Linked DNA regions of Homo sapiens: region 2 is linked to region 1. A link is an interaction called in ENCODE POLR2A ChIA-PET data of the cell type or tissue named here. Cell type or tissue: HepG2. All regions are shown on one strand. Links, peaks and the distances in the headings refer to the core of each region. The heading gives the core; the rest is flanking DNA. Region 1 has its middle 23 kb from the start of LINC01396. Region 2 overlaps LOC124900165.

What was found. ChIA-PET counts read pairs that join two places held together with the same protein. Peaks named below come from ENCODE experiments on the same cell type or tissue, not always from the same donor. Only the 100,000 strongest peaks of a DNase experiment are listed, where the experiment ranks them.
Region 2: POLR2A ChIA-PET joins it to region 1 with 6 read pairs; 2 of 35 experiments call an interaction of 5 or more read pairs at or near these places.

Annotation. Positions count from the first base shown.
Region 1 is chr4:4,819,913-4,822,821 of GRCh38, forward strand. No RefSeq gene overlaps it. Among named protein-coding and RNA genes, the nearest start is that of LINC01396, 23 kb to the right of the region's middle. In HepG2, for the core only: no CTCF peak of the experiment used is centred there; a DNase peak (open chromatin) is centred at 1,849.
Region 2 is chr4:4,635,509-4,638,417 of GRCh38, forward strand. The region is part of intron 3 of LOC124900165; the gene reads left to right. The region is part of intron 2 of STX18-AS1 (STX18 antisense RNA 1 (head to head)); the gene reads left to right. Among named protein-coding and RNA genes, the nearest start is that of SNORD162, 27 kb to the right of the region's middle. In HepG2, for the core only: no CTCF peak of the experiment used is centred there; no DNase peak of the experiment used is centred there.

The DNA.
Region 1 (2,909 bases), core at 322-2,821:
TTCAAATCCTGACTCCATTGTTTATTAGCTGTGTGACCCTGGGTGTGTCACTCAACCTCTCTGCTTTCTTTCCCTACATCTGCCCATGGGTACAAGACCTCCCTTCCTCTCGGAACTGATGTGTTATTGAAGCAGTGATGCCCAAGAAAGGGCTTTGCAAATGAGAGAATGTGATGTAAATGGCATCTCCTCTGTTCATGATCAGGCACTGTTATTCCACTTGCTTTAGCCACAGGTTGAGTGAAGGAAAGAAAATTGCACATGATCATGTTCTGAGATATTGTTCTTTCCTTACAAAAAAAAGAAATCAATGACTACAAAAAAACTGGCCTCATAAACATTGGTTTTCACCATAGGAAGCTCAACAAATAAATATCTTCACAGTTTGCTCGGCTGTCGGCAGGCTTGAGCTGACTTCTTAAATGACATGAAATAGGCGGCTCGAGTTCCCCAATGTTTATGTCAGCACTAACAAACTGTCCCTTCATTACAGGCCTGCCGGAGATCAGAGGCCCAGATTATTGAAGGAGACGCCTATGAGATGCCCAAGCGGTTGCTGTGACAACTCTGCTGGAGGGCGGGAGGCGGCGAGGGCGGGCAGCTGACTGTTGGCTGTGGACAGGCTCCAGGCGTGCCAGGCCAGAGTGGGGATAATTCCACCCCAGGTTGCTTAGCTGAGGGTTCTCTGCGCATTAAGCACCTTAACTCGCTGTCCTGCTGCACCCCAGCCACAGAGGCCTTGGTGAAGGTGAAATCTTAGAGAATAGCTGGGAAGCCAAAAGGCCAAGCAGTTTGATGACTATTTCCTTAAAGCTGATGAAAAAGCAACGTGGATAATATTTCCTAACAATAATGGCCAGCAGTTAGTGTTCACTGCCAGGCCCCTGCCCAGTACCAAGAGCTCAGGTTTTACATCAGCATGACGTGACCTATGTGGAATCCCTGGCTAGCTCTGTGACCTTGAGCAAAGTCACTCAACCTCTCTGAATCTCAGGCACTAGTGTTGACCATGGACACAATAACACCTTCCACCTCGTAGGTTTGCTATGCAGCCCTGGGGCACTCCTGTGCAAAGCCCCATGCAGAGCTCAAGCATGGGGTCTCTGGGACCACACTATCAGGGTTCAAACTCCAGCTCTGTCACTCTCTGGCTATATGACCTTGGGCCAGTCACCTAATCTCTTGAGCCTGGTTTTCTCATCTGCAAAATAGAGATACCAGCACCTGATACGATTTGGCTCTGTGTCCCTACCCCAATCTCATGTGGAATTGTAATCCTCAATGTTGGAGGAAGGGCCCGGTGGGAGGTGACTGAATCATAGGGGCAGACTTCCCCCTTGCTGTTCTTGTCATAATAAGTGAGTTCTCATGAGATCTGCCTGTTTAAGTGTGTAGCACTTCCCACTTTTCTCTCTCTCTCCTGCTCCACCATGTGAAGATGCACCTGTGTCCTCTTCACCTTCCATCATGATTGTAAGTTTCCTGAGGCTTCCCCAGCCATGCTTCCTGCACAGCATGTAGAGTTGTGAGTCAATTAAACCTCTTTTCTTCATAAATTACCCAGACTCAGGTAGTTCCTTATAGCAATATGAGAATGGACTGATACAGAAAATTGGTGCTGGGATTGTATAAAGATACCTGAAAATGTGGAAACAGCTTTGAAACTGGGTAATGGGCAGAGGTTGGAACAGTGTGGAGGGCTCAGAAGAAGAAGGAAGGTGAGGGAAAGTTTGGAACTTCCTAGAGACTTGTTGAATTGTTGTGACAAGAATGCTGACAGTAATATGGAGAGTGAAGTCCAGGCTGAGATGGTCTCAGATAGAGATGAGGAACTGGAGCAAAGGTCACTTTTGTTATGTGTTAGCAAAGAGGAAGGCATTGTGCCCCTGCCCTAGAGATCTGTGGAACTTTGAACTTCAGAGAGATGACTTGGGGAATATGGCAGAAAAAATTTCTAAGCAGCAAAGTGTTCAAGATATGGCCTGGTTGCTTCTAACAGTGTATGATCATATGTGTGAGCAAAGAGATCATCTGAAACTGGAAACTATATTTAAAAGGAACACAGAGCATAAAAGTTTAGAAAATTTGCAGCCTGACCATGTGGTAGAAAAGAAAAACCCATTTTCTGGGGGGTTTTCAAGTTGGCTACAGAAATTTTCATAACTAAAGAGGAGCTGAATGTTACTAGCCAAGACAATGGGGAAAATGCCTCAAAGGCATTTCAGAGACCTTCATGGCAGCCTCTGCCATCACAGGACTGGAGGCCTAGGAGGGAAGAATGGTTTTTGTGGGCCCAGTCCACAAAAACCTGTGCAACCTCCTCAGGACACTGCTTCCTGTGTCCAGCCACTCCAGCTCCAGCTGCGGCTAAAAGGACCCCAGTTATATCTCAGGTGGCTGCTCCAGGGGGTGCAAACTGTAAGAAGCCCTGGTGTTAAGCCTGCAGGTACACAGAGGGCAAGAGTTGAGGCTTGAGAGCCTCCACCTAGATTTCAGAGAATGAAAACACCCCGACGTCCAGGCAGACGTCTGCTTCAGGGCAGAGCCCTCGTGGAGAACCTGTACTAGGGCAGTGCAGCGGGAGAAATGCAGGGTTGGAGCCCCCACACAAAGTCCCCACTGGGGCACTGCCTAGTGCAGCTGTGAGAAGAGGGCCACTGTCCTCCAGACCCCAGAATGATAGGTCCACTGACAGCTTGCACCGTGTGCCTGGAAAAGCCACAGGCACTCAACACCAGCCCATGAAAGCAGCCTTGGGGGCTGTACCCTGTGGAGCCACAGGGGTGGAGGTCCCCTAGGCCCTGGGAGCCCACCTCTTGCATCAGTGTGGCCTGGATGTGAAAGAATTGAGTCAAAAAATATTATTTTGGAGGTTTAATATTTAATTACTGCCCTGCTGGGAAGTATTT
Region 2 (2,909 bases), core at 182-2,681, 180 kb before region 1:
CAGATTCACCAGCCTTGAATCAATTGCTATATGCATGGTTTAAGCTCCTCTCAGAAAATCTTGGATCCCTGAATCTAGGTTTTCTCCTTTCAAGCTGCAGATAATGTAAAATAATGCTTCTAGTGCGCTTAAGTCCAAACAAAATGCCCATCTAGTTTCTTCAACACGGGGGACTTCTTGGCACTTTGGGGAATTAATTTTATGCAATAAGAGATGAGAATTAAGCAGCTTAGTTGGAGTGAGACATCAGATGTAGCCAGGACCCACCAGCCAGAGGCAATGGGGTGGAGTCTGCCAGGAGGCCCAGTGCATTCACGACACAGAGAGAGGATGAGTTGCTGGTTTTTTTTTTTTGTTTTTTGTTTTTTTTTTTTTTTTTTTGAGATGGAGTCTCGCTCTGTTGCCCAGGCTGGAGTGCAGTGGCGCGATCTCGGCTCACTGCAAGCTCCGCCTCCCGGGTTCACGCCATTCTCCTGCCTCAGCCTCCCGAGTAGCTGGGACTACAGGCATCCGCCACCACGCCCGGCTAATTTTTTGTGTTTTTAGCAGAGACGGGGTTTCACCGTGTTAGCCAGGATGGTCTCGATCTCCTGACTTCGTGATCCGCCTGCCTCGGCCTCCCAAGCTGGTTTTCTTTCAAACAGAGGCCAGCTAGAGCCAGGGACGGCAACTCGGAACGTGTCTAACGAGATCCTTTCTCAGTTGTTCACTCATTCTTTATTTCATCTATTCATTCACTCAGAAAATGTTTACTGCATATCTGCCACATGACAGGCACTGGTTTAGATATTAGGGAAACAGTGTATCTAAGACCACGATTCTCTACTCCATTATTTGAAATGGCAGGAAAGGGAAGAAGAAAGCAAACCAAACCCACAATGACTGCCATGTAAGAGACAGTAGTAAGTGCTACGAAGAGAAACAAAGCAGGTGAGGGCCAGAGAACAAGGGGTGCTCTTTTAGACGGGGAAGTCCCCTCTCTGGAAGGTGACATCTGTGCAGAGCTAGGAATGAAGTGAGAGGGTGAGCCCAGAGGTTATCTGGCGGAAGAACATTCCAGGCAGGGACTCAGCAAGTGCGAAGACCCTGAGGTGGGCGTGTACCTGGAATATTGGAGGAAGAGCAGGGAGGCAGATGTGCTGGAGTGCAGGGAGTGAGATGAAGCCAAAGGGAGCTGGGACCAGCATTTCCAAGAGCTTTCTCTGATCTGGACCTAGGGGGATATGTGGGGAGCACAGAGATCCTATCGCCCCCATCAGCACCTCCGATATGGGCTTCAGACACTCCTACCTGGAAGATGGGCAACTGGCAGAAACGCCTTGAGCTGGAAGCAGGAGCGTCAGGTTTGAATCTCTGCTCCTTCCTTTATCAACTGTCACTCGGCTGAGTGGACCTTTCTGAGCCAGAGTTCCTTTATGTATAAAATGGAGATCACCACATCTACTTTTGAAAAACTGATGGAGACTGGGCACAGTGGCTCACGCCTGTAATCCTTGAACTTTGGGAGGCCAAGGTAGGTGGATCACCTAAGGTCAGGAGTTCGAGAACAGCCTGGCCAACATGGTGAAACCCTCTCTCTACTAAAAATACAAAAATTAGCTGGGCGTGGTGGCAGGCGCCTGTAATCCCAGCTACTCGGGAGGCTGCGGCAGGAGAATTGCTTAAACCCAGGAGGAGGAAGTTGCAGTGAGCCGAGATCACGCCATTGCACTCCAGCCTGGGTGACAGAGTGAGACTCTGTCTCAAAAAAAAAAAAAAAAAAAGAAAAAGAAAAAGAAAGAAAAAGAAAGGAAACCAATGGAGCACAGTTTGTTCTCTTCATTCCTCAGGGAAAATCCATCTCTTGCTCCTTAACGCTTGGCCTGGTTCCTGCACTCTAAGCTGGGAGATAGTTGAGACATAAAATTACAAAGGTGGCATGCAGAACTATAGAACTTACAGAGCTTTATACATCTCCTTCAGCTCTTCCGGCAAACAGAGAGTGATGGATGTATGTATTATTAGTAATTATTATTTTCCTGTTTTACAGATGAGGAAACTGAGGCCTGGGACCTGATGTGAGTTGTTCAGGTGGCCAAGGGAGGAACTGAACACAGATTTGTGTGACTCCAAAACCCAAGTATTTGGGCTGTTTTTTTCTCCTTTTGGTTTGTCACTTATAACTTGCCTGTCCCACATGTGGCCATGACTCTGACTTTCAGTTCACCTGTGTCCCTGTGCCCAAACCTTTGCTTTGTCAGCCTCCCCCATTAGACTATGAGGTGCTTGAGGACAGGGGAAGGTGTCACCTGTCTCCACATTCCATTGAAAAAACTGGATAACACTGAAAGAGGTTGTGTGCTGCAAAGAGCACTGGGCTGGGAGTCTGAACCCTGCCGGCAGGTGAGGCTCCTTCTTAGCAGACGTGACTCATTTGTGGAGTAGTTGCATTAGTCAGGGGAGGCTAGGCCATGCCAAGGTGACAAATTAACAGACATCTCAGGGACTTGACACACCGAAAGTATATTCCTCGTTTGTGTCACACGTCAGTGCTCTCCTGCAAGTGGTGACTTGGGGGTCCAGGCTTCTTCCATCTTGGGACATCATTGTCATCATTGTCCTAAACACATGGCTGCCAAGGTCACTTTGGAAGGTGCAGGGAAAGTGAGGATCAGCCAGGATGCTTTTTAAAGACCACCACAGCTGAGTGGCTTTCACCCCTCTGCCATATTCCTTTGGCCATAACTCAGTGCTATGGTCTCCAGTCTAACTGCACAGGAGGCTGGGAAACGCTGGCCAGGATGTGCCCAGGAAGGAGAAATGAGTGGTGGGCCTCAAGGCTTGTCTGTGCCACATTCACCCAATTTTTCAAATCTCACGTCTGGACAAGAGTCCAACAAAGCTAGCCATCTCATGGAGACAGTAGGGCA